2 separate regions of the Homo sapiens genome follow, and region 1 is linked to region 2. The links are chromatin loops, found by intact Hi-C in ENCODE. Cell type or tissue: B cell. All regions are shown on one strand. Links, peaks and the distances in the headings refer to the core of each region. The heading gives the core; the rest is flanking DNA.

The links. A loop is a pair of places that touch in the nucleus more often than their neighbours do. Peaks named below come from ENCODE experiments on the same cell type or tissue, not always from the same donor. Only the 100,000 strongest peaks of a DNase experiment are listed, where the experiment ranks them.
Region 1: a loop joins it to region 2, with 11 times the contacts of the local background. A loop is called at or near these places in 1 of 110 quality-filtered maps.

What each region holds. Positions count from the first base shown.
Region 1 is chr2:234,157,985-234,174,317 of GRCh38, reverse strand. No RefSeq gene overlaps it. Among named protein-coding and RNA genes, the nearest start is that of SPP2, 120 kb to the right of the region's middle. RefSeq lists enhancers at 2,510-3,012, 5,206-5,705, 9,634-10,134, 9,630-10,829. In B cell, for the core only: no CTCF peak of the experiment used is centred there; DNase peaks (open chromatin) are centred at 7,577 and 9,597; H3K4me3 peaks cover 1,422 bases; H3K27ac peaks cover 1,882 bases; H3K27me3 peaks cover 822 bases.
Region 2 is chr2:234,302,002-234,318,334 of GRCh38, reverse strand. No RefSeq gene overlaps it. Among named protein-coding and RNA genes, the nearest start is that of LINC01891, 140 kb to the left of the region's middle. RefSeq lists an enhancer at 9,153-9,292. In B cell, for the core only: no CTCF peak of the experiment used is centred there; DNase peaks (open chromatin) are centred at 9,314, 10,511 and 10,784; H3K27me3 peaks cover 2,927 bases.

The sequences.
Region 1 (16,333 bases), core at 5,084-13,083, 140 kb after region 2:
AGTTCCTCTGGACTGAAAAGAAAGAGAATCAATGCATCGATTAGAGCACATTACTGTGTACGTTTCAGTACAACCTCCTTCCTACTTCACACTCCCCTCCAAAGCCCATGGAGCCAACCAGTGCTGGAAAAAAGATTCTGAAAGGGACAAAGATAGATTTAAGATTTGCAAGTTTCCAAATTCATCTTTGAGCAAGGATAGACCTCCCTCTTTCTAAATCACTGGTTTTTACTCAAGGCAATTTGGACTCCCAGGAAACAGTTTTGGTTGTCACAACATGGGATGTAATGGAGGGCATGACACTAGCATCTCTTGGTGGAGACCACAGCTGCTGCTAAGTGTTCTATGATGCCCGGAACCATCCTCCCCCACACACCATGCCCAGAATCATCCAGTCCAAATTGTCGATAGTGTCGTGTTTGAGAAATCCTGTTCTACATTGATGTATTCTAAAATTTGATTCCGTTTTTCTCTATTTAGCAATCTATTTTATCTCCAAATTTATACATCCATACTAATAACTTTATAGTTTTGTTTAGATGTCAAGGTTGACCAAGGTTTTTCTTCTTTTTTTAAATTTTATGTTTTATATGTATGTATTTTTTGAGACAGAGTCTCATTCTATCGCCTAGGCTGGAGGGTAGTGGCGTGATCTCGGCTCACTGCAACCTCCACCTCATGGGTTCAAGTGATTCTCCTGCCTAAGCCCCCTGAGTAGCTGGGATTATAGGCATGCACTACCATGCCCAGCTAATTTTTGTATTTTTAGTAGAGATGGGGTTTCACCATGTTGGCCAGGCTGGTCTTGAACTCCTGACCTCAGGTGATCCACTCCCCTTGGCCTCCCAAAGTGCTGGGATTACAGGCATGAGCCACCACGCCTGGACCATAGTTTTTATTCTAATTTCTAATTGGTTCTAGCACTTAAGGCCTTTACCGGCACCGGCATTTTAAACAAAATTTTAGAAGTAAAACAAAAACCAGGTGAAAAAATTTTTAAGTGATGCTTTGATTAATGAAAGGAATTATCTTGTAGTTACAACCTATTTAGAAAACAATATCCATGGAAATTTTGCTTATACAAAACCGTAGAATTTGAACAAAGCTATCCCCAGATGAAAATTCTATTTTAAAAGCTTTTATTATGTGGCAAAAAAGAGAGAAAAATATCAATAAGCCAAGGATTTCTCTTCAGATTTAAAAAAGGAGGAAAAAGAAAAAATAGCAAAATCCCGAAGGAAAAAATAACGATGACAAAATCAGAAATTATTAATTACAAAAATTAAATAAAATTGTTAAATACATCCAAATTAATTATTCAAAAAGGCAATGATGATATGCAAGTTTCCCAAACTGAGAGTATCATAAGACAACCTCAGATGCTTGGTAAAATTAAAGTTCCAGGTCTTCCTACCACCCCAAATTAAAATCCAGAACATTTGGGGAGAGGCCCTGAAATCCGTATTCTTAGCCAACACTCCAGGTGATACTTAAAAATGGATATCCTTAGGAAACTCTGAATGTAGTCACTCTTTAGCAAGGCTAATTAAGAAAACAGGAGAGAAAGTCCAAATATGGAGCTTTACACATGCAAGGTGATTCAGAACTGCATTTATGGAACAGATTTTTAAAGTATGAGAGAATAAAATGTCATCTATTACCGGAAAACCCTTCTACGCCTGCTCTGAGCTTTGCTGCCGTTTACATTCTGATAATGGATATACTGAATCTCCTAAATTTGTTCTTCTTGTCACTTATTATCTCTACATGCCTGTCACTTGTTTATCTCTTCAGTTTTGCTTTCTTCATTAATCTCGGCAGACTTTTCCTCTGAGAATTTCAGGGCATCTCATCTAACCTTCTCTGCCTCCGCTGACTTTTCTTCTTTTAATTCACTAGTTGTACTTTTTAACAGAAGACCCTTTTTTTCTGCTCTCGTGTCATTCTCTACTCACAGATACAGTATCCATTGAAAACAGATTGAGAGCACTCCAAAGCTCTCTTCCTGCTTCCCGGAATAAGCCTATGTCACGCCCAGGAATTAGGGAGTTATGATACGGATGGTATTTGCTCTGAGTTCCTAGCCCAGTTTCTCCCAGAGCCATCATCACGGGGCTTTTCAGATGTCCTGTTGCTTTTCTTAGCTTGCTTAGCATGCAGAGGGGTTCTGATCTGTATCCAGGGAGCACCGGCGGTGAAGGTGGCTTCTGTAAGAGACGGGGCGAGATTGTGTAGGATCCTGCTGAAAGTGTCTCAACCCAGATTTACCATGCTTTTCACTTTGGCAGGTCAGAAGTTGCATTCTCTGCAAAAGACTTCATAGCTGTACTGAGGCAGGCTGGGTCACTGGCCACTTCTCTAGCGGCCGTGGAGCCTCTGGTTAGCAGCCGGTGGTGGCAGAGCCCACAGTGTCAGCGCGCCCCTGCCTGTACCTGGAGACGCTGGGATGAGGGCCTCCGTGGACCCCCTGCTCCTGCTGCCGGATCCAGGACCCTTACTGGGAGGGAGAGTGGCTCCTCCTCCCTGGCATGTCATCGGGGGCCCACATCACAACATCTCCAAGGACAGGCAGGGGCACCGTAAGGCTGTGGGCGCCGCTACCCCTGGCTGCTAACCAGGGGCCCCACAACGGCTGGAGAAGTGTCCGGTGACCCAGCCTTCCTCGGCACAGCCATGAAGCCCTGAGCAGAGAACGTGACCTTGCCTCTTATCTCTGTAGCATGGACCACAAGGTACAGATGGAGGTTGCGATTGCCTCCCCAGGTAGAGGGGGACACACACACCTCAACATGTCCCCATTCCTTTCTCTCCCTCTAATTTCCCTTACATGAAACATTTTGCAAAACTCCCTTGAAGTTCCTGGCGTGCTGTTGAAATGCACCCTCCCGGGTCTCCAGCGCTCACGTATGTTCTTCTCTTTTGGGTTACTTTCTGGATTTGACATTGGGATGGGGGAGGCATGTTAGAGGCATATGCTCCCTTCGCTATTTTAACCGAAAAGCCTATAGTGTTCTACTGAAAGGGAGTTTTCTTTTTCTTGCTGAAAGTGGAACCAGACAAGATAGACACGGCACAAACGAGTATCTAAGGTGAGAAACAGCAGATGGCAAGGAAGCCAGCTTCCAAAGGTCTTGTGGCGCCACCGCAAGGGACGGCAGAAGGAGCCCAGGACAACTCAGCCCTATCCCCTTTAAGATGGCGACCTCCCTTCTCTCCACTCCTCCAGGCGACTGCCCGCCTTTCTGAGAACAGCGCAGTGGGAGGACCACCTTTCCACAATTTGAGTCTTTAAAGCAGAAGCCTCCCTACTACGATTTCACTTTGCACGGTCGAGGTCTCATTTTCACAGGAAACTCATTTCACAGAGGCTTTCCTTTCAACCCACATCCAGTTGTTGGAAACAAAGATGTACATGTCACCTAAAAAAAAAAAAAAAAAAAAAAGGCTGGGCGCGTGGCTCACGCCTGTAATCCCAGCACTTCCGGAGGCCGAGGCGGGCGGATCACCAGGTCAGGAGATGGAGACCATCCTGGCTAACACGGTGAAACCCTGTCTCTACTAAAAATACCAAAAAATTAGCCAGGCACGGTGGCTCACGCCTGTAATCCCAGCACTTTGGGAGGCCGAGGAGGGCAGATCACCAGGTCAGGAGATGGAGACCATCCTGGCTAACACGGTGAAACCCCGTCTCTACTAAAAAATACAACAACAAAAAAAAGTTAGCCAGGCGTGGTGGCGGGTGCCTGTAGTCCCAGGTACTTGGGAGGCTGAGGCAGGAGAATGGCGTGAACCCGGGAGGGGGAGCTTGCAGTGAGCCGAGATCGCGCCACTGCCCCTCTAGCCTGGGCGACAGACCGAGACTCCGTTTCAAAAAAAAAAAAAAAAAAAAAAACAGAAAATAGTTCAAACAAAGGGACAGTAGAAAATGAAAATCTCTACCATTTGTCAAAGGGCCCATTAAGCTCATTATTTTCTGAAAAGCAATCTTTCGGCCGCCTTTTGTCAGTTCCAAGTTTAGAACTGCACATTCAGGTTGTGAACGTGGAAATTAAGCTAAGAGGGGCTTGACTGATGCTATTTTTAAGGCAGTCCACGTGTTCTCATGGGATGGGAGGAGAGACGCAAATATTCATTAGGAAAGGAGCACCTCATTGGCTGTAAGCTCCACTTCTGCTGCCTCTAGCATTGGCACAGCTTGGAACCATCCCACAGCCCTTCCAGCCCCAGAACACCTCAGTGTCCCATGGCTGGCTTCCTACTGTGGCTGCAGCTAGTTCTGAACACCTGGCAGGGCTTCCCTGGCCTTACTACCTACAGTTCCAAGGGTCCCTGTTCAATCCTCCCCTCTTCATTCTTCAGCTTTTCCAAGGTTTCCACTTTCATGACAGAGAAAAACGAAAAGTGAGCTCATTGTAACCCACAGGGCTGGGGATTCATGATCCCCTTGACTGGGCAAGCAAATCACTTTTGTTGGTTTTTCTAACCTGTTGGCCTCTGATACAAACAGCCCCTCTAGCAGTAGAGCTGGTGTTTGCAAGTGGGACCTTGGAGCTGGAGCTTCTGGCTTTGAACACCTGCCCCACAGTTTCCTGGTTGTATGACCCTAGAAAAGATAATTGGCTTCTCTAAGCCCCAGGATGATCAACATACTTACCCCAAGAGAGTAATTGTGAGGATCAGAAAATATTATTCATGGAATGCTGCCTAGAATGAATACTGTCCTCCAAAAATGCATGTGCACCTGAAATCTGTGAAGGTGACCTTATTCGGAAATAAGATATTTGCAGCTGTAATCAAGTTAAGATGAGGTCACATTGGATTAGGGTAAGAAGAGGGAAATTAGGACACAGAGGCACACAGAGGGAAGATGGCTATATGGTAACAGAGACACAGAGTGGAATGACCCTATCATAAGTAGCTATTACTTAGGACCAAGTGAAAGAATGTCAAGAATTGCTGGCAACTACCAGAAGCTGGAAAGAGGCCAGGAAGCGTATTTTCTTAGAGTCCTCAGAAGGAGCACAGCCCTACTTCCAGCCTCCAGAGCTGTGAGACAATGTCTGTCTCACCACCATGTTTGTGGAATTTGTTACAAAAGCCTTAGCAAACTAATTGTAGATCCTTTAATATAGTACCTGATGCATAGTAAGTGAACAATCAATATATAGGTGTTTTTTATTAGCCTATCAATGTGTCTAGACATAGTAGGTGTTCAATAAATGTTTACGGAATAAAATATGTAATGTTAATACATCTCTTTGAAGTGTATTTTAAAATATATTTCTGCGGGGAAAAGAAAGAGAGATCAGATTGTTACTGTGTCTGTGTAGAAAGAAGTAGACATAAGAGACTCCATTTTGCTCTGTACTAAGAGAAATTATTCTGCCTTGAGATGCTGTTAATCTATAACCTTACCCCCAACCCTATGCTCCCTGAAAACATGTGCTGTGTCAACTCAGGGTTAAATGGATTAAGGGCTGTGCAGGGTGTGCTTTGTTAAACAAATGCTTGAAGGCAGCATGCTTGTTAAGAGTCATCACCACTCCCTAATCTCAAGTACCCAGGGACACAAACACTGCGGAAGGCCGCAGGGACTTTTGCCTAGGAAAGCCAGGTATTGTCCAAGGTTTCTCCCCATGTGATAGTCTGAAATATGGCCTCGTGGGAAGGGAAAGACCTGACCGTCCCCCAGCCCCACACCTGTAAAGGGTCTGTACTGAGGAGGATTCGTATAAGAGGAAGGAATGCCTCTTTGCAGTTGAGACAAGAGGAAGGCATCTGTCTCCTGCCCGTCCCTGGGCAATGGAATGTCTCGGTATAAATCCCAACTGTATGTTCCATCTGCTGAGATAGGGAAAAACCTCCTTAGGGCTGGAGGTGGAACATGCGAGCAGCAATACTGCTCTTTAAGGCATTGAGATATTTATGTGTATGCATATCTAAAGCACAGCACTTAATTCTTTACCTTGTTCATGATGCAGAGACCTTTGTTCATGTGTTTATTTGCTGACCTTCTCTCCACTATTATCCTATGACCCTGCCACATCCCCCTCTCCGAGAAACACCCAAGAATGATCAATAAATACTAAGGGAACTCAGAGGCCGGTGGGATCCTCCATATGCTGAATGCTGGTCCCCTGGGCCCCCTTATTTCTTTCTCTATACTTTGTCTCTGCGTCTTTTTCTTTTCCAAGTCTCTCATTCCACCTAACGAGAAACACCCACAGGTGTGGAGGGGCAACCCACCCCTTCATATTTCTAAATAAGTCTTTATGCAGAAAAATGTATAATATGATGATATTTAGTGTTAACAATTTTTAAACAATTTTAAACCTAAGATAAGCACAATAAGTAAATTATGGTATCTCCATATGGCAGAATTATATATATTTTGCAATAATTAAAAAGCATTTGTGGCCAGGCATGGTGGCTCAAACCTGTAATCCCAGCACTTAGGGAAGCCAAGGCGGGTGGATCATGAGGTCAGGAGTTTGAGACCAGCCTGGTCAACATGGTGAAATCCCGTCTCTACTAAAAATACAAAAAATAGCCAGGCGTAGTGGTGTGTGCCTGTAATCCCAGCTACTCGGGAGGTTGAGACAGGAGAATTGCTTGAACCCGGGAGGCGGAGGTTGGGGTGACCTGAAATTGCGTGACTGTACTCCAGCCTGGATGACAGAGCAAGACTCCATCTTGAAAAAAAAAAGTGTAAGGATTTTAATATTATTAAATATTTTGACACAAAATATATTATTTCAATATAGAATTTTTTAGTATCATAGAAAATAAGTTACGGTGAAGTTAAATGAAATAATAATATAAACCTATTAGGTTAATCTATATTAAAATATGCATAAAAAGTTTGGAGTAGTTACCTATAAGTCATTATAAGTGATTCTTTTTCTTTTTTGTGTGCTCATTTTCATATACATTTGCCATAGTGAGTGTGTTTTACATTGATAATAAACAGAAATTTTACCTTTAAAAAAAACCAATTCAGGTAGCAAAGTATACATGTAATGTAACAGCATATACCTTCCCATCCTTCCTTACATTGTGCCATGGATTTTATAAACCAGAGTGATTTGTGCGTGTGTGTCTAAAAACAGCATTTGCAAAACGAATTACTTTGGACCAAGTTTGTATCTACAGCATGAAGAGTAATCATTTGTTGGCTTGAAATGGCATTCTATTTTGCAGAGAGCTATGTTCCTGTGAGATATTGACTGAGGCCCTGTCTCAGCTTGAAAATATAAAATGTGTGAAATCAATCAATCAATAAGTACTGTTTTAATGATCATGATGTGCCTGTGATTGTACTAGGCACTGGAGGTTGAAAAGAAATTTAACCAGAGAGTTTTAGAGTTCCAAGAAGCATCAATGATCACTCATTTCAACCTTCTACCCAGAAAATGAATGTTCTGTATTATAAAGCTAGTTGGGCATTGTGATAAAGCATAACTTTGGTGGACTCCAATGATGTATTCACGTTTTATGTGGTTCTCTCACTTTGAATTTGCTCTGGCCCAGTGACCCTGCTTCAACCAACAGAATGTTGCAGAAGTGAAGCTACGCCAGTTCTGGGCTTAAACGTCAATCAGGCCTAGCAACTTCTCTTCTGTCTGGATGAAGGTAGACACAGCATAAGAACTACCTGTGACCATGATGCTCTGAGAAGCCAGCCTAACTATGTGCAGAGGCCACATGGAGGAAAACTGAGGCCTCCAGCCCACAGCCCCAGCTGAATTTCTAGATGCAATCAGCACTAACCTGCCAGCTATGAGTGAGGCCATCTTTGAAGTGGATCCCTCAGCCCCACTCAAGCCACCCAGATGATGCCATATGAACTGCCCCTGCCGAGCCCTGCCCAGATTGCAGAATCATGAGAAAATAAATTAAAAAGGCTTTGTTTAAGTCAGTAAGTTTAGGGTTAATTTTTTTGGACAGCAACAGATAACCAAAGCAGAATTCTAGTCTCAGCTTAAACACTTTTAGGAACAGAAGACTCCATGCCTCGTAAAGTAATCCATTCTGTTTCTTAATAGCAATAGTTATTAGAACATTGTTCTCTATATTTAACAAAAATCTGCCTTCCCATCACTCACAACCTGTCTCTATGGTAAAGTCAGTCTGTGTGCCTGCCACATGGCAGCTCTTCCAGTTTTTTTCAAAGAGTCATGGTCTTTATTCACCACACCTCCAGTTCCCATTGCACCCTGCACACCCAGGGTGCACATGAACAAGTCTTTTCTTTCTAGACATAAATATCTCCAACTCCTTCATGTCCCGATTCTTTCCCTAAACAGCTCAAACTCTTATTAGTAAACCAGATGCTACCTAGAAACACATGTGGGACCCCCATCACTGTGTAATAAAGTGATACCATCTAAAAGTGTTCCAGAGCCAAGTCGAGCAATCTTCTATACACATCCAGTTTGTCTTGTGGGTGGCGTGTATGTGTGCACATACATAAGGTTATTTTTGTTCTTGTTCTAAAATATTTCTGAGAGCATGGGAAATGGAATTACTCTGGTAGAACCACAAATTGAATAACTAGACCAGAATAAGTTATGGGCCTTGCATCTATCTGAGAGAGAATGGGTGGAATGTTCAATGTGGTCTCCCACAGCTGCAGAATGTGAGCCTTTCAATGTTTTCTTTGCCTTTCAATCCATGGCTGCTCGGAAATATTTTTCTCAGATATTTACTGACTAGGCCGAGCAAGGGGGTTGGGTTGATTGGAGGCAAGTATGGAAGCAAGGAGAAGAGCTAGTGGCTTGCTACAAGGAAGGCTGAGCGAGGCTGAGAACCGGAATAACAGGCACAGGAAAGGGGAGGGCCTGGGTGTCCCCATCCAGCCCTGGGGCATCCACAGAAACAGGGCCGGTGATGGTGCCTCCTGGAGGGGAAGACAAGTGGGGATGGGGAGGGGGGGCTTGGGGGGTGGGGGGTGGGCGGGACACTGTGAGCAATGGAAGCTGAAATCTAACACAGGAACAGAAAAGCAAATGCCACATGTTCTCACTTATAAGTGCAAGCTAAGTACTGAGTACATGTGAACACAGAGAAGAGAACAACAGACACCGGGGCCTACTGGAGGGTGGAGGGTGGGCGGAGGGTGAGGACTGATCAACTGCCTGTTGGGTACTACGCTTATCACCTGGGTAATGAAATAATCTGTACACCAAGCTCCTGCTACACGAAATTTACCCATATAACAAACCTGCACATGTACCCCTAAAAACAACAAAAAGGAAAAAAAAAAGAAAGGGAACCCGAGGGATGGATGCAGCCTTGGCTGCTTCCCTATGATCTCCATGGACCCTCGGCTGCTCGCCCATGATCTCCATGGACCTCTGAGTCACCTACTTTTATCCATCAGTGCAGAGTTGGCAATGCGATTTTAAAGCCTCGCCCCCAGGCTTTTCTCAGCTCCTGGCTTTTAGGTTCCAGTTCAGCGGACCCCAAGAGTAGTCACAAGAGCAAAACAGCTGAAAAAAGAGGTGAGATAAATCTCAAAGGGGAACTGAACTTTCTTCCTCCCCCTTATATTCAATCTGTGCCTGACAGCCATCCCTTGAGACCTGGCACTGGCCTCAGAGGAAGCAGGAAACCACGTGCCAGCCATCACCCCAGTGCCCTCACGGTGCAGTCACGGCGCAGCGGCTCGTTTACCCCAGTACCAGACTCTCAGCTGAGTGCCGTTAGCCCAGTTGACAGATGAGGAGGCAAAGACTCTGAAGGGCTACATGACTTGCTCATAGTGGCAGAGCCAGTATTCAAAATCAAGCCTTTCTTTGCGCTGCACCACTGGGCTGCTCTGATGGGACAACTGCCCCTGCTGTGTGTTTCAGAAGCTAAAGGTTTTGCCCAAGGCCTGCAAGGGGTGGTCTTTCCCTCAAGTAATCAAAGCCCCAGTAGGCCTTCAAGGTGCCTTGTCTCTTTTGTGATTTAGTCACCTACATGGAGAAACTCACAAATCCTCCCCCAGGACACGGCCAAGGTCATAAGAAGGTCACCATATAGAGAGCCTCAGTGTCTTGGCATTGGTGACCCAGGTCTGGCTCACAGCTGAGTTCATCCCTAGGTGGGACCGGTGCCCACGAGACCGAAGCCTTTGCCTCCGTGGCTTCCAGTTGGATTTGGTGTTGCCCGGGCTAGTCTCCTTCAGTCTTCTCCCCCTTATTCCTGAGGCTCCAGGGCTCCCGAGTGGGTCTCCAGGTAAGGTAATCACTGTGATCCTTTGTTGTAAATGAAATAGGAGAAGAAATGGGCTCCATCAAGCAGCAGCTAGCCATTGTGGCATGCATTATTTATGCGAAAGATACGAACATTTCTGCCTCTAATCCTAATGAGATGAGTTCGAGGGAGAACCCTGGGATTCATAAATTTGTCTACGGAGCAGAATTCATAATAAAGCCAAATGTGAGTGCAGAGTCAGGCATTTCTTTTGTGTGTGCGGTTGTCATTTGAGAGACAAAAAGCTTAAGATGTCAGGGAAAAAGAAAGAGAAACTATTTAGAGATGAACAGATGCAAATGTAAATAGTTACTGGAAGATAAATGGAAATGCCAAACCCATAATGCATAGAAGGTTTCAGGGGGAAAATTACAGCTCAGATCCAAAGAGGATCAGATAAGATAGACGATATTGCATGTAATTGTATTTTACTCTAATCCTCACTGGGAAAGAGACAGAGAAAGCTTGACTTCATGTCTCCCTCCCCGGGTCTTCAGTTTCCCTCCAGCAATACTCAATCTGGAGTTACTCCTATGATGTTGATCTCCAAATTACTGTCCACTTTTCAGTCGTCCCATGAGCCTGGCCATCATGGCCCTCACCTGGACAGGTGTAGCCAGTCCTCTGGAGCTCAGCTGTTTACCCCCATCTGTTCCCGGGCTTCCAGGACCACCTGGCTGGACATGTATTATGTTCTACCTCTCTGGACTGCCTGTCTGCTTCACATTGAGCCAGGTTTACATATCTGCTTTAACTCTCTCCCCCGACAAGCAGACATATATGTGTGCACATGCCCATCCACACAACACCCAGACGCACACAACATCCATATACACACACACAACATACACACACCACACACATACACACACACACACACACACACACACACACCATCTTTTTTGGTACACTCTGGAATGGTAGCCTGATCCAGATATCTGATTTCTCCCTTTGCCTGCTTATGACCCTGGAATCTGGTATGAGCCACCCTGCCTTGCAGGTTTGCAGAAATTCTTCAACCCCTCGGGCTGTCTCACTGTGCAACTGTAAACATGTTCCTGTCTACAACTGGTGATGTAGAAAGGTTGAAGTCAAGCTCATTCTGAATAGTAGAGACATAAATCTAGAGTATTTTGAGCAGTCTGAAGAGAGACTCCTACCCAAAGACAACTCACCTAATGCTTGTCCTGGGGCCTGAAATTGCAGCATGAATAAATCACAACATTGACATTGTAATTGAAGAGTAAATCTGTGTGTGCATAAGATAAAATACGTAAAAGGGATGGTAGGGCCTTCAGCAATGTGCTCCTAGATGGTTCATCAGGGCTCTGTTGTGGCCTCCTCACTCAGTGGCTCTCCAGACCTGTTTGTTGTGGAGGGCTCCGGCAGCACATTGGTGGGAGGGGCAGGACCGGGTCGCTTCCTCATAGATGTGAGTGCATTGGTTACTCACCAGACTAGGGACTGGGAGGGCAGACTAGGGACTGGGAGGGCAATGTGCTTTTTCCTCTAAGGAGAGTTTGAAAACTCTAGATACTGGATGAGTTCAATTCGTTTCTCTCAAGGAAACAATGGCACAGTATCTAGAATATGCAGTGGCAGGAGTTAGCTTTTACTACACACACTCAGGTCATTTGTCAAGACATTCATGGGGCTCCAGAGAACACCTGGTGGCTCTCAGTAGTGTGATCAGAGTGGGGGCGCCATCCCTGTCACAACAAGAGACAAGACCGAGAATGGGATTTGGAGTCAGCAAGAACCGAGTTCAATTCACTTAGTGGTGTACAGTCTTGAACTAGTAACTTAACCTCCTGACACTCGGTTTTCTTGTCTGTAAAGTGAGGCTGATAACAGGGCCCATCTCAGTCATTCAGCCAATGAACCCAGTGAACAGAGTGCAGTCATCAGCACGGCACACAGTAAATGGGGCCACACCTTTCATCAGCAAACGTGCTCAGTCACTAAGTGTTCTGAATCATTCACAATAGCAGCTTTCTCCAAATCAATCATCTTAGGAAACCGATGAGTCCAAGGCATTAATAATATTACTAATGACAAGTCATAGACAAACACCTTGGAGAGGCTTCAGGCTCTGGGGAACGAAACAGCAGGAGGAGCACAGGCTGAGGGAGGAGGGGGTCCCCAGGGGGTTACCGACACCCTGGCACCCTGTCTCAAGCTGAGTGGTTTTCACTCCAGTCAGGGGGGATGAGAGTGGTCCTTCATATTTATTTTAAGATATTTATTCTATGGGAATTGTATTTACACTCTTTAACAGAGGACTTTCCGACCACATTTTGGAACTCCAAGGCAAATAGCCTAACTTAGAAATGTTCCGGGTGCCTGGCTTTGAATACTGATCTGCCTCTTCCTAGCTCTCTGCATTTGGCAAGAAACTGGGCCACCTCAGCACCCCATCTGTGGAAAGAGAATACCTGTCATTCCCGCCACATAGGGCCTTGTGCGAGCTGGACAAGTTCACCCCAGCAGAGTGCCTACGACAGCACCTAATGTTCAGTGAGTGCTCCATAACAGCGGCTATCATTATGATTGCTGTATTGTATTTGTTCAGACAATATTTTGGTGCATCAGGTGCTGGGCTCAGTGCTAGGGTGGTCCCCACCCTCTGCCTCCAGGGGGCTTGCACTCTTCCAGGCCAGTGCCTCCACTTCTGCTCTGGGCCTTGTCCCCACTCAGGCTACTCAACGACACTCGGGGATTCTCTCCCCTTTGCGTGCTGCATCATCCACTTTTCTCTGTCTATGAGATTACTCCCATCTGCACAAAAACACGCTATCGTGTCCTCCGTATTCATAAAAACTCCTTTGACCCACATTCTCCTCCAGCAACTAACCCATTTTGCCACTTCTGTTTGTAACATATTTCCTCAAATAATTGTCTTCATTCAAGGTTTCCCCTTCTTTCTGGAACCCTCTCCATTTAGGCTTTTACCCCCATCCTCTCTGTGGAGCTGCTCTCTTGAGGTCACCAGGGACCCTCATATTGCTAAAACCAACAATCCATCCCTTAGCCATCTTCCCTAATCTGCCAGCAGTTTTTGACCTAGTAATCACTTCCTCCTTCCTGGTGCACTTTCTGCCCTCATCCTCCAGACGCCAGGCTGCTCCCAGTTCCCTCCTGCCTCAGTAGAGCACTTCCTCGGTCACCTCAATGGTTCCGTTCAAATCCCCAACCTCTTCATTTTGGAACAGCTGAGTCCCCTCTCCTCTCTATCCACATTCACTGCCTAGAGATGTCATTCAGCCTCATGGCTTGAGGCATCCTCTGTGCTGACAGCTCCCTAATCTGTAATTCTAAACTGTTCCTCTTCCTTTAACTCCAGTCCCCTATCCAACTGCCTACTCAACGCTTTCATTCAGACGTGTAGTTAACATCTGATATGGCTTGGATATTTGCGCCCTCAAATATCACTTTGAAATGTGATCTCCAATGTTGGAGGGGGCCTGGAGGCATTTAAATCATGGGAATGGATCTCTCATGAATGGCTTGGTCCTCTCCTTGAGGTAATGAGTGAGTTCTCACTCTATGAGTTTGGACGCATTGGCTCATGCCTGTAATCCCAGCACTTTGGGAGGCCAAGGCAGGTGGACCACCTGAGGTCAGGAGTTCGAAACCTGCCTGGCCAACATGGTGAAACACAGTCTCTACTAAAAATACAAAAATTAGCTGGGTGTGGTGGCAGGCCCCTGTAATCCCAGCTACTCTGGAGACTGAGGCATGAGAATTGCTTGAACCCAGGAGGTGGAGCTTGCAGTGAGCCAAGATCATGCCACTGCACTCCAGCCTGGGCAACAGAGCAAGACTCCATCTCAAAAATAAAAAATAGGCCGGGCATGGTGGCTTATGCTTGTAATCCCAGCACTTTGGGAGGCTGAGGTGGGCAGATCACAAGGTCAGGAGATTGAGACCATCCTGGGTAACACGGTGAAACTCCGTCTCTACTAAAAATACAAAAAATTAGCCAGGTGTGGTGGTGGGCACCTGTAGTCCCAGCTATTCGGGAGGCTGAGGCAGGAGAATGGTGTGAACCCGGGAGGCGGAGCTTGCAGTGAGCGGAGACTGCACCACTGCACTCCAGCCTGGGCGACAGGGCGAGACGCCATCTCAAAAAATAATAATAAAATAAAAAATAAAAGAGTGTGGCACTGTTCCCCCCACTCCCACCATATGATATGCTCCTCCTGCTTCGCATTCTGCCATGAGTAAAAACTCCCTGAGACCTCATCAGAAACCAAGCAGATGCTGGCACCATGCTTCCTATAATATAGCCTGCATAACCATGAGACAATTAGACCTCTTTTCTTTATACATTATCCAGCCTCAGGTATTTCTTTATAGCAATGCAAAAATTGATCAACACGACCTCTTAAGTTTAACATGTCCAAAGCCAGACTCTAATGTTCCCCCACCTCAGTTTATTCCCCTTGATGGCTTTCCCGATTTTAATAAATGGCAACTTCATCTTTCTAATTGCTCAGGCTAAAGAGTTTGAATCATCTCTGAGTCTTCTTTTTCTCGTATTCCACATCTCATGCACCAGCAAATCCCATTGGCTACACCCTCAAAAGATATCCAAACATGTCTGAGTTCCAACTGTTTATCCCATTTTCACCACCACCACCCTGATCCAAGCCACCCCACCTCTGGCCTGGAGTATTGCAATAAAAGCCTCTGAGCTGTTCCTCTTGCTTCCACCCTTCCTTCCCTGTAGGTGAACCTTTTAAAACATCATCACCCCACTACATTTGGAGTGGTCTGTTCTGCAGCTATGGGTAACTGTAACACACATCTTTATATTCTTAAATAAATTTGGTTCAGGCCCCCACTCAGTAAGGCTCACTAAGGCTGTTAGGATATTCTATTTCAGCCATGCTTTGCGGGGCGGGGTTTTCATCATCCTTGGGATGTAGAACAAGAACTTGAAATAATTTTTTGTCCTAATTACTTTGTGAGTCATCCATCTTCAGCAGGAAGTCCTCTTTTCAGGCAAACCCTGGGGCTCATCATTCACAAATGTTTATTGAACCAGGCTCTGTTCAGACCCAGAGAACACAGCAGGGAACCAACCAGACCAAGTCCCTGACTGCCGGTAGCTTACCTTTTAGTGAAGCAGCCCCACAGTAAATAAATCAACAACACTGACTAAGTTTGAAACCTTCTTGTTTAGTGGGGTGGGTTTGCTGATAAATCTATTACTTGACCACACATCCTCTCATTGTGCAAACCATGGGAATTCTTCGATATGCAAAGAATTCACAAAGGCAAACCAACAAGATAGGATCATCCAACTCTTATAAACTGAGGCACGTGTGTGTGCCTTGACTTACTTTTCCTGTGTAGTGAAGCTTTGTTCTCACTTTGGGATTGGTCTTTGTTTCCTCTGACACCTGCATTAGAAGTTTGTCTGATCCTCTACCTCTCTGACAATTGGTTACAATCTGAAAACAATCAGGACTGGAAATGCAGGAAGACTTGGTATAATCTAAAGACCTATCATTAATGTGTACCTTTCTTTTTTTTGGTTAATTTCAGGCTTTAATTGCCTATATAATTATCATTTTTAATGTACTTGCAATCAAAGACACGAACAATAAAATTTAGGTCAACCATAGATTAAATTGTGGAAGAAATGAAATTTTCTAAATTTGGTCCTGTCTCTCTCTCTCTCTCTCTCTCTCTCTCTCCTTTCACCTTTGTCCCAAGTATCTGCATTTCCTCCATTCATTCCTCCCGTTCCTCCTATAGGGTTAGATGAACTCAGGGGAATCACACAGCCTGTGGTTCCCCTGAGTTCCTCCTACCCCCATATTTCTGAGATCTCCACTTCCATTCATACCATCCAAGCACCTCATAGGACACTTTCCAATTTAACAGGGAAAACAGCCCCTAGACTGTCAGTCATGGAGGGGCCTTCAGGGATGACTTGGTCCAGCCCCCTCATTTTGAAACTGAAGAGTCTGAGGACTAGAGAGATGGGGTGATTTGCCCAAGGTCAGCAGAATCTTGAAGCTGGAGTGAAACCTTAGGGAGGGGATGGGGGAGGGGCTTTTCATACACCTCTGACAGCCCGGGA
Region 2 (16,333 bases), core at 5,446-13,445:
TTTTGAGAGAGAATTTTTCTCTTGTTGCCCAGGCTGGAGTGCAGTGATACAGTCTCGGCTCACCACAATCTCTGTCTCCCAGGTTCAAGCAATTCTCCTGCCTCGGCCTCCTGAGTAAATGAGATTACAGGTGTGCGCCACCATGCCTGGCTAATTTTTGTATTATTAGAAGAGACGGGGTTTCTCCATGTTGGTCAGGCTGGACTCGAACTCCTGACCTCAGGTGATCCACCCATCTCGGCCTCCCAAAGTACTGGGATTACAGGCGTGAGCCACCGTGCCCTGCCCAGCACAAATTTTTTTTTTACCATGCCCAATACTTTGTCATCTTTCTGGGCCTTCTTTTCTTTCTTTCTCTCCCTTATCACTTCCTGTCCTTTTCCTCCAGTATAGATCAAAAACTTCAAATTCTTCTTTATTTCTGGAAAGCAGTCAACCCTGCCCCACTCCACCTACAACGCTGTACATCCAAACTCAGCAAAGTGCTCTGCTCACCTGGGTCTTCCCGATTGCCAGGAGCAGTCTCCTTAGAGGCTGTCTTAGTCTGTTCTGGCATCCAGAACAAAGTTTCCCAGACTGGGTGCTGTAAAAACAACAGGGATCTATTTTTCACAGTTCCGGAAACTGGACATCTAGATCAGAATAACAGCATAGTCAAATTCTGGTGAGGACCTTTTCTGGGTTGGGACTGCCAGCTTCTCCATGTGTCCTCACATGCACAAAGAAGGCTGGAGAGCTTTTTGAAGTCTCTTTTATAAGGGCACCAAGGCCAGGCGCAGTGGCTCATGCCTGTAATCCCAGCACTTTGGGAGGCTGAGACAGGGGGATGATGAGGTCAGGAGATTGAGACCATCCTGGTTAACATGGTGAAACCCCATCCCTGCTAAAAACACACACACACACACACACACACAAAATTAGCCAGTCATGGTAGCGCACACCTGTAGTTTCAGCTACTTGAGAGGCTGAGGCAGGAGAATCGCTTGAACCCAGGAGTCGGAGGTTGCAGTGAGGTGAGATCACCACTGCACTCCAGCCTGGGCAACACAGTGAGACTCCATCTCAAAAAAAAAATAAAAAAATAAAAAAACAAATAAGGGCACTAACCCCAGCATGAGGTCTCTACCCTCATGATGTAATCACTTCCCAAAGGCCCTGGCTTTTGTTTTTTTGTTTTTGTTTTTTTTTTGACGGAGTCTCGCTCTGTTGCCAGGCTGAAGTGCAGTGGCACGATCTCGGCTCACTGCAACCTCTGCCTCCCGGGTCCAAGTGATTCTCCTCCCTCAGCCTCCTGAGTAGCTGGGATTACAGGCATGTGCCAACACACCCAGTGATTTTTTGTATTTTTAGTAGAGACGGGGTTTCACCATGTTGGCCAGGATGCTCTTGATCTCTTGACCTTGTGATCTGCCTGCCTCGGCCTCCCAAAGTGCTGGGGTTACAGGCGTGAGCCACTGTGCGCAGGCCTGGCTTTGGTTTTGCCTCTGCTATCCCTGATTCCCTGTAACTGGGACCACTAGCACCCTGTACTACAGAATTGGTTCTGCTCCCATTCTGAGTTTGTGGGAGTCAAGGAACATGTCAACATGCCTGATCACATCTCCCTCGTCATATTGACATGCCATTAGAAAGAAGTCACCTCCCCAGGCCTGGGACCTAAGAGTCCTTTGGCAACCACCTGGGTTCTATATCATTTTCCTAGTGTCCCTTTGTGATGGTATCTCTGTCTACCTAATTCCTCAAGCCAGAAAACGGAAGTGGGGGTGGGGAATCACCTTTTCGGTTTCCTTTCCCTTTTTTTTTTTTTTTTTTTTGAGATGGAGTCTCGCTCTGTCGCCCAGGCTGGAGTGCAGTGGCACGATCTCGGCTCACTGCAAGCTCCACCTCCCAGGTTCACACCATTCTCCTGCCTCTGCCTCCCGAGTAGCTGGGACTACAGGTGCCCACCACCACGCCCGGCTAATTTTTTGTATTTTTAGTAGAGACGGGGTTTCACTGTGTTAGCCAGGATGGTCTCGATCTCCTGACCTCGTGATCCGCCTGCCTCGGCCTCCCAAAGTGCTGGTATTATAGGCGTGAGCCACCGCGTCCGGCCCTCGGTTTCCTTTTCTTTAGGATTCTGCCCTCCATAAAAGGAAATACCTGGTCAAGTCTCTCTCTGGGACATATCTCCAACATGCCTGCATTTCTTCATCCTCAGGCACTACCCTGGTTCATCTCTCACCAAGATTACGATTGTCTTTCAGTTGATTTGACTTATAAATGGATCTTCCCATTTATCTCAGCATAACATACAATTCGATCTTTTAAATAAATACAAATCCTATCTCACAATCGCACTACAAGATACATATCCAAAGGAAATAAAATCAGTATGTCAAAGAGATGTCTGCACTTTCGTGTTTATTGCAGCACTATTCATGTAGCCAAGATATGGAATCAACCTATGTTTCATCAACAGAAAGAAAATGTTATATATATATATATATATATATATATATATATATATATATACACACACACAATAAAATAATACTATTCAACCATAAAACTAGTGAAATCTTGTCATTTGGGGCAACATGGATGAACCCGGAGGATGTTAAGTGAAATAAGTCAGGCTCAGAGAGCTAAATACTGCATGCTCTCACGCATATGAGAAATCTAAAAATACTGCTCTCATAGAAGCATAAAATAGAGAGTGGTTACTAGAGGCTGGGGAGGGTGGGGAAGATGGGGGATGGAGAGAGACTCATCAGTGGGTACAAGGTGACAGACAGGAGGAAAAAGTTCTGGTGTTCCATAGCACATTAGGGTGACTGGTTAACAATATTATATTGCATATTTTAAAATAGCTAGAAGAGAAGATTCTGAGTGTTCTCACCATGAAGATATCATAAATGTATGAGGTGATAAATATGCCAAATACAGATTGAGCATTTCTAATCCAAAAATTTGAAATCTAGGCCAGGTGTGGTGGCTCATGCCTGTAATCCCAGCACTTTGGGAGGTGGAGGCAAGCAGATTGCTTGAGCCCAGGAGTACAAGATCAGCCCGGGCATCATAACAAAACCTTGTCTCTACAAAATATAAAAAATTAGCTGGGCATGGTGGCACGTGCCTATGGTCCCAGCTACTTGGAAAGCTGAGGTGGGAGGATCACTTGAGCCCAGGAGGTTGAGACTGCAGTGAGCCATGACTGTGCCACTGCACTACAACCTGGGCAACAGAGCAAGATTCTGACTCAAGAAATAAAATAAAATAAAATAAAATAAAATAAAAAATCTAAGTGTGAAATACTTCAAAATCCAAAACGTTTTGAGTGCTGACATGATACCACAAGTGAAAAATTCCACACATAAGTGTTCAACACAAACTTTGTTTCATACACAAAATTAATAAAAATATTGTATTTCATTATCTTCAGGTTATGTGTATAAGGTGTTTATAAAACATAAATGAAGTTTGTGTTTAGACTTGTTAGACTTGGATTCCACCCCCAAGATATCTCATTATGTAAATTAAAATGTTCCAAAATTAAAAAACAAAATTGAAATCAGAAACACTTCTGGTTCTAAGCATTTTGGATAAGGGATACTCAACCTGTAGCCAGATTTAATCATTACACAATAGATATACTAAAACATCACACTGTACCCCATGAGTATGTACAATTATTAAGTGTCCATTTAAAATAAATAAATTAAATGCAAATCTGATCATGTTAATCTTCTGATTTCCCCTTCTATGTTTTCCTATTGATTTTAGGAAGTGTGACTTCGTATTTGATGCTCCTTTTGGCGCCAGACCTCTTCCTAAGCTATAGGAATATGGCTTGACAATTTCACTTCCTTCAGACCTTTGCTCAGCTATCCCCTGACCACCCTGTATAAAGCTGCAGTACACATACTCTTTGCCTCCTTATTCTCCTTGCTATTCCTCTACAGCATTCATCACCATCTGGTTCAATCCCTTCCTACCAGGGTAAGCTCCATGAACTAGGGAACTTGTATGTTCTGTTCATTGCTCTAGTCTCAGTACCTGGAACAACACATGTCACATGATAGGCACACAACAAATATTTAATGAATATTGAATTAAATCAGGTTTTGTTAGTAAGTGGTGGACTCAGGATTTAGATTCAAGCAATCTGACCCCAGAAATCTTAATATTTATAAGTAATGAACTTCCATGTACCAGGCAATATGGTACAATGAACTTCAAGTGAAAACACAAAATACATTATGGAATCACACTCATGGTGGAAGCTAGTAACAGGTCACAAGTAATCCACACGAGACCATGTAGACACACATGAGGCAAGTAGTAACTTGTAAAGTCATTATGTAGCATTTATAGATGACAATTTTATACACCACCAAAAGAAAACACAATTCAGTCAAAACCCAGGCAATATTTTTGCAAATCACCAGATAACGTCATGTGGTGAGTGCTTTAAGGAGCAAAACGAAACAATGAGGTTTTGGGGAGAAGAGACTGGTAAAACCCTAGCAAGCAAATGTTCAACCATAGCAAAACAAAGGGGAATGTGGTTGTTTGCATGTCCCATAGACAGAGGCAGAGGGTGGGGATCCACAGGGTGCCCCAACATCCCACTGGTGAAAAGAAAGAGAAAAGGGCAGGGCTCTACCCTTCTTCAGTCTAACAGGTTGGCCTGGAGCCGGGCCTGAGCAAGTCACCTCAGCAGCCTCCGGAAATAGAAATGCCATGGGAGGAATCCTGCCCAGTCTCCACCTCAATGTAGTGGCTCCTCACCCCTAAGATGCAAGGTGCAGGCACTTCCACAGCAGAAGAATCCATTAAAGAGGCTGGGTTTGAGAAAATGAACACAAATCAGTGGCTACAAAATATAACAAGGCTTGATTTATAAAAACAGCCTAAATGTCAGTGTAACAAGGAAAAGGAAGGTCGCTGGTGGGAGAAAGGAAGGATCCCCCTCAGTGGGAAGGTGCCACAAAGCCCAAAGATTCCAATGGAATCATCTAGAACCTTTGAGGAACCCCAGCCTCCTGCCTAGGATGGCCCAGGGAGAAGGGAGGGGATCAGGATTGAGGAGGACAGCATTGAGGGATTCTCCGTTATTTTTTTGTGTTTTTTTTGTTTTGTTTTGTTTTGTCTGAGTACTCCTAATTTTTCTACATAATTTATAACAAGAAAATTTTCAACTATTTATTTTTAAGGACAAAAAACATGTAGGGAATAAAGGAAAATTGATAAATAAACCCCAAAGCTGGTTATCTGAGAGTTGGTCAAAGATATTTTGGCAAAGCTCATTGAGAAATATCACACATGAAAATCAGAAATTAGGCTGGGTGCAGAGGCTCATGCCTATAATCCCAGCACTTTGGGAGGCCGAGGCAGGCAGATCACCTGAGGTCAGAAGTTCAAGACCACCCTGGCCAACATGGCGAAACCCTGTCTCTACTAAAAATACAAAAATTAGCCGGGCATGATGGTGGGCACCTGTAACCCCAGCTACTCAGAAGGGTGAGGCAGGAGAATTGCTTGAACCTGGGAGGCGGAGGTTGCAGTGAGTTGAGATTGCTCCATTGCACTCCAGCCTGGGCGACAGAGCGAGTCTCGGTCACGAAAAGAAAAAAAAGAAAGAAAAAGAAAATCAGAAATTAAAAAGATAAGGATACTAAACTACATGAGACCAGGCATGACAATACACCCACAAACTATAAACTATCAATAAGAAGATATTTTTTCTTGCCCATGTATTAAATAAAAATTGTTGTTGCAAGTAAAAACTTGGATACATTTATAACAATGTAAAAAATTACAAAACAAAAATCAAACCATAAAATATAAAACTTAAGCATTACTTTCTTCTCAAATCCCTGACCCGGGGAGAAGGGAGGAGATCAGGATTAAGGAGGAGAGCATTGAGGGAGTCTGCAGGTTTTTTTGTCTGAGTACTCCTAATTTTTCTACATAATTTATAACCAGAAAATTTTCAACTATTTATTTTTAAAGACAAAAAACATATAGGGAATAAAGGAGAATTGATAAATAAACCCCAAAGCTGGCTATCTGAGAGTTGGTCAGAGATATCTTGGTAAAGCTCATTGAGAAAAATTATACATGAAAATCAGAAATTAGGCTGCGTGCATGATCCCAGCACATTGGGAGGCCGAGGCAGGCAGATCACCTGAGGTCAGGAGTTCAAGACCACCCTGGCCAACATGGCGAAATCCTGTCTCTACTAAAACTACAAAAATTAGCCTGGAGAAGGGAGGGGATCAGAAAAATGCCACAAGTCATTTTTGCTATGAAGTCTCCGAACTCTAGCTAGGTTTAATGGTGCAACATCTGCATATTTGTATTTGTCTGTTTTCTTGCTGCTGATAAAGACATACCTGAGACTGGGCAATTTACAAAAGAAAGAGGTTTAATTGGACTTATAGTTCCGCATGGCTGGGGAGGCCTCACAATCATGGCAGAAGATTTCACTGGGAAATTCATTAAAGCTTTCGAGGAAAAGAGACTTTCCATATTTTATAAACTCTTCCAGATAACAAAGAAAATTATAATATCATTTTTAATGTAAATAATCTATTTTTTTAATATCAGCAACTTTGGCAAAGACAGCATGTTATTAATAAAATTGCAGACATCCTAAATAAAACACTTGAAAATAAATTCATAGATATGTTACAATATTTCAGTATGTCATTGAAGGCTTATTCCAAGAAGACAGAGTAATATTAATATAATGGTAGGAAATCTATTAATGCATACTTTAAAATACAAAATAAAAAAAAATAGATGCTGAAGAAGTATTTAATAAAGCTTAACTATCATTGTTATTTTTAAAAACCCTCTTAACTAGATATTATAGGATGACATCTTATACCAACGAGACAATATTATACTTTAAGAGAGAAAAGTTGAAAGCGGCTGGGCATGGTGGCTCTTGCCTGTAATCCCAGCACTTTAGGAGGCTGAGGCGGGTGGATCACCTAAGGTCGGGAGTTCGAGACCAGCCTGACCAACATGTAGAAACCCCGTCTCTACTAAAAATACAAAATTAGCTGGGTGTGGTGGTGTGTACCTGTAATCCCAGCTACTTGGGAGGCTGAGGCAGGAGAATTGCTTGAACCCAGGAGGCAGAGGTTGCAGTGAGCCAAGGTCACACCATTGCACTCCAGCCTGGGCAACAAGAGTGAAACTCCATCTCAAAAAGAAAGAAAGAAAAGAAAAGTTGAAAGCATTTCCAATAAATTCCGAAATACCTGCCATTTCCTATTGTCTAATGTAGCTCTAAAAGTTCGGGGCAATGAAATAAGTCCAGAAACAGCAATACAAGGTATAACTTTTTAAGTCAAGAAGACAAAATGATCTATATTTGCCTGTGATATGATATTTAATTTGTGACTCTAGGAAACTTTAATTACAAATTAAAAACTATTAAGACTAATAGAAGAACCCATTAAAAAGAGACGAGGTTTAAGTTAATGAACACAAATCAATGGTTATAAAACAGCCTAAATCGAGTTCCTCAAGGCAGGTGGCTGATCAACATGGACTAGAAAGGGCTCCTTGCTGGGCCTTCACAAAGGAGAGTGATGGTCAGAGGCTGGAAGACTGATGTTGCTGCTTCACAGTAGATATGGGCCAAGACATTATAAACTGTCATATTCTGAAAGTGTTGTGTGTTCCGAAGCCTTCTCTCTGTTGATGATTACTGTTACCCTCTGTTGGTGTCTCCATAGAGATTATTGCTTAAAAAAAAATAAGAAAGCCGACCTGCGGGTTAGTCTTAAGAAGGTGTGTCACTTGCTTCCTAGAGTCCCAGCCCCAGAGGAGTGGTTGGTGCAGCGCCATCTGGACCATGCAGCCACCACAGCGAGTTGGGGGTGACAATTTGAGTCTAAGGGAGTGATCCTGGGAGCTCAGCAGGAGAAAAGCCCAGGAGTTGTTCCTGGATATATTGCTTGCAAATCTCCAGGCAAGCTCAGCTGTTTCAGCGGATGAGTGTTTCCTGACGTGTGGGCACCTGCTGCTGGTTCTGTCCCCTTTCTCCAGTGTCCTTTAGAGTGTGCCTGGGGATAGAAGCAGTGTTATTTCTCCCTTGGCTTCAAGCAGGAAAAATATTCTCATACAGTGTTGTCTGAAAGAGTGATTTTCAAAATTGTGGGTCATGACTCGATAGAGGATAGAGAATCTGTGTAGTGGATTTTGAGAAACTTTTTAAAAAATACAACTAATGGAAGAGAAGATAAAATGCCGAAGGACTTCACACGCAGTAAGGGCATGCGCTGTTTTGTGGCATTTCGGTTTCCTGGTTTGGGAAGAAGAAGCAGATGGTCTACACCACTGGAAGGCACAACTCCATAGACAAGGGGTTCCTGGACAAAAAGTTGATAGTAGCACCAGAAAGGTAGAAGCAGAAAGCAAACACATCCCACACACCTGGAGGCACCGAGGCAAGAGCTGTTCAGGTCATGGCCTTGGTGTAATCCTTGCCTTCTCTTTTCTCTCATGCTCTACATGTAAACCATATACAAAATTTGTCAGCTTGACCTGCACTCTATATCCAGATTCCAATCACTTCTCACCATTTACTCTGCAAAGTGGCAGCTGGAATATTTATATGGTTTGGCTGTGTCCCCACCCAAATCTCATCTTGACTGTAACTCCCACAATTCCCATAAGGGGAGGTGATCGAACTATGGGGGTGGGGGGCGGTCTTTCCTGAGCTGTTCTCATGATGGTGAATGAGTCTCATGAGATCTGATGGTTTTAAAAATGGGAGTTTCCCTGCACAAATTCTCTTTCTTTGCCTGCTGCCATCCACGTAAGACGTGACTTGCTTTTCCTTGCCTTCCGCCATGATTGTGAGGCCTCCCCACCCATGTGGAACTATAAGTCCAATTAAACCTCTTTCTTTTGTAAATTGCTCACTCTCAGGTATATCTTTATCAGCAGCATGAAAACAGACTAATACAAATATGCAGATGTTGCACCATTAAACCTAGCTAGAGTTTGGAGACTTCATAGCAAGGACGACTTGTGGCATTTTTCTGGTTATTTGCCATTAAATTGTGAGCCAGTGAACTGAAAGGCAGCACACTTAAAAGAGTCATTTTATCCACTGTTCTCTTTCATTTAACTGACGATCTCCTCTTTCTCCCTGTGATGCTGTAAACCCCATGTCTTTTGTGAAACTGGCTCTGTAATCAGACCATGGCCCATCCAGCCTTGAAGCTCTCTCCTGCTTACAGATGGGGTTTTGACATTATGCCTTTGGGTTTTGTGGCACAGAGATTTCCACTTCTTCCTCATGAGCCCAAGCAAGCGTGAGCTGTCTCAGCTACTTGGAGATTGACGTCAATCTTTCCGCATGAGCCAGGGGAAGCTGCCTCATTTGTTTGCCCTGTGGCTTCTCTACTTTTCAAAAAAGGGAAATCAGTTCTTCTCTGAGTCATGTTATATTTTTTGTGACCGATAGTAAACCTCTGAGAAATATCTCTAGACGTTACACAGTTCAAATCAGTCACTTATAAAATTAAGCATTATGCTCTCTCTCCTTCTGAAAAGTCCAGACAAAGAGCATCAGATTTCAGAGAAGAATCTGCTCTTCAGAACAAGGGCTAACCTTGCATGTGCAGTTGTCAGGTAAAGATAGATCAGCCCTACTCACATGGCTGTAACCATCCACAATTTGGTTTCTCTGTGCAAGTTCCTCTGGTTAAGAAGCCTGGGATACCCAGGGAGATGCTGGGTGATGGGCTTGCACACAGTATCGTTGGCGGCTTCCTAAGATGTCAGGCTGAGCATATCCATGTTTCGATTTTGGTGTCAGCCATCAGTTGCTTTTAGGCTTACAGCAATTCTCTATTTTATGAACTCAAACAAAATTACAGAAGGAAAGCTGTCAATTACTTTTCTTTACTTTCTGAATTAGAGTGTCCATCCCTAGTCCTCCACCAGACACCACTGTAGGCAAACAAAGCATCTTACAAATGATGCATCATCAAGATGCACAGGGAATTTTTTTTTTTTAAGAACTACAGGAAAAAAATCAGTCACATGTTTAGCATTTTCCCTGGAACAAATTTATTTTGCTGTTACAGTGGTCGGTGGCCTGCGGTGTCTGTCCTTGGTATTTGGACAAGGAGATGCCTGCTCAGTGACTAAGCTGGGGTTCTCCACATCAGCAAGGCCCTCACTCAGGATTGGCCATGGATATGGACCGACCCCACTGCACCTTTAGAGTCCAACAGCTTTCCTTCGCAAGATGGCCCACTGGAGGTGAAGGTGGATTCTGTTGCCCTGGATCCCAGGAAGTTAACTTGTTCCTATGTGAGTCAAACCTTGGGTCTGATCTCAATTGTTTCCAACCATAAGCAATTGGTCTAGTGTTCGATGCAGGGCATGCTCAGAGCTGTCTGGTTATTTGTCCACACCTTGCTTGGCACATGTGTTATTTTGGAGAAAACTTCCTTTCTGCCTGAGAAGCAGGCAATGAAAGGGAGCCTCCACTGGTAGACAAGACTCTCATTCTCAGGCTTTGCTAACCTCCAAGGCAGAGTTTGTGCCTTGTTTCTCTGAACCCGAATGGCACCTATTGAGTTCCTTTTTTATAGCACCCGTTAAGTTCCTCTCAAGTTCTCTAACTCTAACCCTAACTCTAGTAGCATATATCACTTACCTTATTGTAACTGTTGCTTCCTCATTACATTGTAAGTTACTTGCAGGTGGATATTTAGTGTTAATTCATGTTGGTATCCCCAAGCTTAACATAGTAGCCACTTGTATCAGTTACCTCTTGCTGTGTAACAAATTATCCCAAACTCAGTACCTTAAGACAATGAGCACTTATTATTGTGGCTTATGTGTCAGTGGATCAGCTGAGGGTTGGCTGCTGAGCTGTACTGAACTTGACTGACCTCAGCTGGGTTCATTCGTGCATTTGGGGGATCATCTGGGGTCACTGCTCTAGCCTGGGCTTGGCTGGTAGAATTTAGCTGAGGCAGCTCTGCCCCACACAGCTCTCATCCTCCTCACAGGACCAGTGACCTAGTCTGGGCATGTCCTTCTCATGGCCATGGCAGAAGATCAAAACAGAAAAAAAAAAAAAAAAAAAAAAAAAAAAAAAAGCATTAAGGTCTCTCGAGACCTAGGTTCAAAACTAGTAGTGCTCGGTCACTGTTATCTCATTCTATTAGACGAAGCAAGTCTCACGATCAAGGCCACCCCCAAGGTGGGAAAACAGACTCTGCCTCTTTGGGGTAGCAGGTACTGTATAGTCCACATGGCAATGGATGAGCCCATTAACTTAATTGGGCACACTCCTTGACTCATACCATTAGCAAGTTCAGGCTCAGCTTGGCGCCAGTTCTTTTCTCAGTCAGAGGGGATTCAGCTGGGTGCAACGACTCACACCTGTAATGCCAGCTACTCAGAAGGCTGAGGTGGGAGGATCACTTAAGGCCAGGAGTTCAAGACCAGCCTGGGCAATGTAGTGAGACCCTGTCTCTAAAAAAGAAGGGGAGGGATTAAAGGATTCCTTCTTTGGTGCAAACCCAGCATTGATCCAAGCTTGCTTCGTGGAAGCCGTCTAGTTAATATCTGGCACCCAGCCTAGGAGGTGATTTGAAATGGGTAGGAGGGGCTCATAATATCCGGGGATGAGACTCCTGTCCTGAAACCACTCCTGCAAGCTAGGACTTGCTGAGTCCTGAGAAATAGCACTGCTGCTCCCTGCCTGGAACTTTACACATGCCCTGCTCTGAGATTCCTCTTTGTTACGCTCCTACCACCATCCAAATCACCTGCCATTCCTTGTTGGACATTTGTTACCAAAGGCTAAGCATGAAGGTCTTGTCTACCAGTGGAAGCCCCTTTCCTTGCCTGCACCTGAGTCTTTTGCCTGCTTTCATGGAAGTGTCAAGTGTGAGGTCTTGAAATTCAGGCTTTGAATGTCCAGTTTTCAGTAGTCTGTTCTGCTGTATGATAAGCAGCCAAACAGAAACAAAACAAGAATAAACTTTGCTTTTTAAAAACTGCTTTCCTAAGTTTCTTTTTGTCATATTAAGAGCCTAATGTGATGAGAGAACTTTCCACTGAGAAGACCAAACAGTAACAGATAATGTAGGTTACTTCCCTGAAATCAACCACCAAGCAAGTAGACGAGTCCTGACCAAAACCTTGGTCACCTGATGACCAGCTTAGATTCTTTTTCCTGTCCTCTGGCTCTTCTCGTGGTTAGTAAAATTCCTAACAGCGACTGACTGAGGCAGGAACATCATAGTAAGGAATGCACCATGTGTTAATGAGTGCATTTAGGAATCCTGCTGGCCCCTATCCTTTTCACATCCACATGTCTGTCCTGACTGCATGAGGCATCAGAGAGATTGTAAAAGGCGGATCACCCATGCCCTTAGAAATTGCCTATGGCAGTGGTTCTCAAAGAGTGTCCCCAGGGCATCCACATCAGCATCACCTGTTTACCTGGCCTCCACCCCACAGCTACCAAATCAGAAATTCTGGGGATAGTGTGCCCAACAGTCTATGTTTTCACAAGCCCTCCAGGGGATACTAAGGAATGTTCAAGTTTGAGAACCACTGATCTAGAGATCTAAACCATCACCAGCCTAGCAGTGATGGCTTTGGTGGTATATGGGGTGTCTGAAACAAAGTTTTCCTTAAATGCACCAAGAAACCCTTCCCATCTCTACCAGTATTGTAGTCAGACACAAGAATGCAGCATGGATTTAAGAAATTTGGAGGGTTTTTGTTGTTGCTTTAATTTGGTGGGCACAGGTTGGAAACTGTGTAGAGGGATATGGAAACACTGCAAGGATTGCCCCTCTGAGTAATGGGACAAGATAATCAAAATCAAAACCCTTTTGTGTTTTGTGACATTCCTAGTATTTCCTAGCTCTCTCTAGTTCTTTCCTAAGTGTAGGTTCTTATCTTGGTCCCTTTTAGCAATTATTCTCAGTTGTATTATTTCTGGCACAGAATATGTCTAATCCCAAAACAGAGCACATCAGTTATGCAATATTTAATGCTAAGTGACACTGGTTCATCCCATGTGTGGCACTGGGGAAGGGAGGGACTCGCCATTGTGTCGAACATGCCTGCTGGGGAGCAGGAATGTGAAGCTGATTCAGCAGAGGCAGGGCAAATACTGTTTACCCTTTCCTTAAAGAATCAGCCTGGGTCGCCTTCCAGGCAGGCCACCATGTGCTTACCTCTATGGTAGGAGTTGTCACCGAGTGTTAACAAGATAATAAGCCTTCTGAATGCCTGTTTAGCTCCCATCTGCCCTGACTCCTTGAGCAGAGGGTTCATGATTCATGCCTTTGTATTCCAGCCCCGAAGGTTTTTTGTTTGTTTTGTTTTTTTTTTTTTTTTACATTTCAGAGGATTACACAATTACATTTTCTTACTTTCTGACCTGCAAATAGATACCTTAAATGGAATTTTAAAAAAATTATCAAATTAGGTATATCCAAAATGCAACAATTACGCATATAACAATTAATTCACAAAGTGCAATTTTACTGGGACATATCCTAAGAATTGAGGAACAGCCAGTCGGGAGAAATCTGACCAAATTTAGCAATCAACTATTTACAAATCCAAAATCAAAACTCTCTAAATTCCCAAACCAGAAGCTTGAAAGTATTTATTAAATCCCCACCAGACAAAAGAGAGTGATGACTAAAACCTATCCAGTCTTTACAGTTTCAATCCCAAATACTGAGCTATTTCCCCAGTCTGTAACTGAATGGCAAGCATCTGTTTGTCAAACGCCTACCCATCTAACCTTTACACCATTATGCACATAGAAAGGCTAAGTGTTCATTAATTAAAAAACAAGTAGTCATTAAATATCCATACTATTGGCAAAACCCCATCTCTACTAAAAGTACAAAAATTATCCGGGCATGGTGGCAGACCCCTGTAATCCCAGCTACTCAGGAGGCTGAGGCAGGAGAATCGCTTGAACCTGGGAGGTGGAGGTTGCAGTGAGCCGAGATCGCGTCACTGCACTCCACTCTGGGCGACAAGAGCAAGACTTCATCTCAAAAAAAAAAAAAAAAAATCCACACTATTCCCCCAGCCCACCAAGCCCTTACTGCAGTCCCAAATATGCAACTTGTGTCACATAGTGACAGATCATATTTCATATATATATATATACACATACACACACACACACATACAGGATTAGGTACAAATGGCAATTAACAATCCCTACAAAAATTCAACTTCAGTTGAGGCTAGGGCTCCTATGCCTTGAGATGGTTTTGGACTTCAAAACTCAAAAATGCTGCTAAAATCTCACTTCTTTAACACAAAATTTGATTATATGTTCAGTTTAAGCTTCTCAGTTTAAAAATGGCTATAAGGTAAGTATTAAAAAGCCAGCCGTTGGCCCGGCACGGTGGCTCACACCTGTAATCTCAGCACTTTGGGAGGCCGAGGCAGGCGGATCATGAGGTCAGGAGATCAAGAACGTCCTGGCTAACACAGTGAAACCCCATCTCTACTAAAAATACAAAAAATTAGCCGGGCGTGGTGGCTGGCCCCTGTAGTCCCAGCTACTCAGGAGGCTGAGGCAGGAGAATGGTGTTAACCTGGGAGGCGGAGCTTGCAGTGAGCCAAGATTGCGCCACTGCACTCCAGCCTGGGCGACAGAGCAAGACTCTGTCAAAAAAAAAAAAAAAAAGCCAGCCATCCAGCCCTGAAGGTTTAACACCATGAGTGACCACACATCAGTGCTCAGTCCATGTTTGCTGAAGGAACAAATGACCCAGAAAAGCTTTTCAGACTCCATACCTGATAGAGGGGAGCTAGGGAGACTTTGAACAGAAAACCACATTAGGGTGCCTGTTACCTGTGTTTGGAGCAGGCATAACCAGTGGGCAATTACTAGAATCAACCTCCTCAGGGAACCCCAGGTCACAACTTGGGAAAACGCAAGATCACTCATCTAAGGAGATGAGATAAAGAAAATCCAAAACAGAAAGATAAATGCAATGCAGGCTTACCACAATATGCAAAGCAACACTTTGTGCCTATGGCTGCTTTTTAATTTTTATTAAACTTTTTTGAGGTCATTGTAGATTCATAAAAAGTTCTAAGAAATACAGTGAGACCCTATGCACCTGTTACTCAGTTCCCCCAATGAAACTCTAGCAACGCTACAGTACAATAGCATGGTCAGGATACTGACGTTGATACAATATCTTTAGATTCTGTGTTCTGGGCACCTCACCTGCCTGTCTGGTTCGGGCCCCAGAGATCACTCTTAAAATAGACATCTGGGAGGCACCCATTACTAGACTAGGTTAATTGGGAGTCGTGAGTTTCAAGCTAGGGAATTTTAGGATTTTTAATAAGGAGATGTTTAGGTGGTTTATTCCCAGGTTACAAGCAGCCGTGCCCATGATGAGGGTGAGGACAGAGCAGTGGTGCCTAGTGATAGGATCTGCTGGAAGAGGGCTTGGAGGCTCTGGGTGCATTCACCTCCACCAGCCAGCCTGGTGCCTGCATGAAGGAGCCAGGGGGGGTGGGGGCCAGATCCCAGCACACACTGGCCCCGCTCAGTCCTGGGGTGCTTGGATGGAATAAGATTTGAAATAGTGAGCGTTAAACTAGACCAGCTGTCTTACTGAGTAGGGATTCAGGGGCTCTGAAATGAGAGGGAAGAGGTGCCAGGGAGGCAAGGGAGGTTTGTTTGTGAGTGGCTTTGTACCAAAGCCATATGACAGTGGGAGGCAGGTCAGTCATGCACAGCCTGGATGAGTCCCTGGAAGGAAAGACTTGGTCCCTGGTGTGTGCACCTCTCCCTAGTGCCACCTCCTCATCACGTGATAGCTGCCTCTGCAAAATGCACAATAATGTACCAGGCCCCCCAAATCACAGGCATTAGAGAAACCAGCCTCTGGGGCGCTTGGTCCCTGCAAGGATTGGCTTCATAGGGACACCCAATTTACTACTCTTGCAAACCTGTGCTAGACTTGCCTAAGGACATGGGTGCTTCCCTGACTTCACTCTTGCCTGTGGTTTGTTGTTTTGTTTTTTGAGATGGAGTCTTGCTGTGTCACCCAGACTGGAATGCGGTGGTACAGTCTCAGCTCATTGCAAACCCTGAGTCCCAGGTTCAGGCAGTTCTCCTGCCTCAGCCTCCCAAGTAGCTGGGCTTACAGGCACCCACCACCACGCCTGGCTAATGTTTGTATTTTTAGTGGAGGTGGGGTTTTGCCACGTGGTCCAAGCTGGTCTTGAACTCCTGACCTCAAGTGATCTGTTTGCCTCAGCCTCCCAAAGTGCTGGGATTACAGGCGTG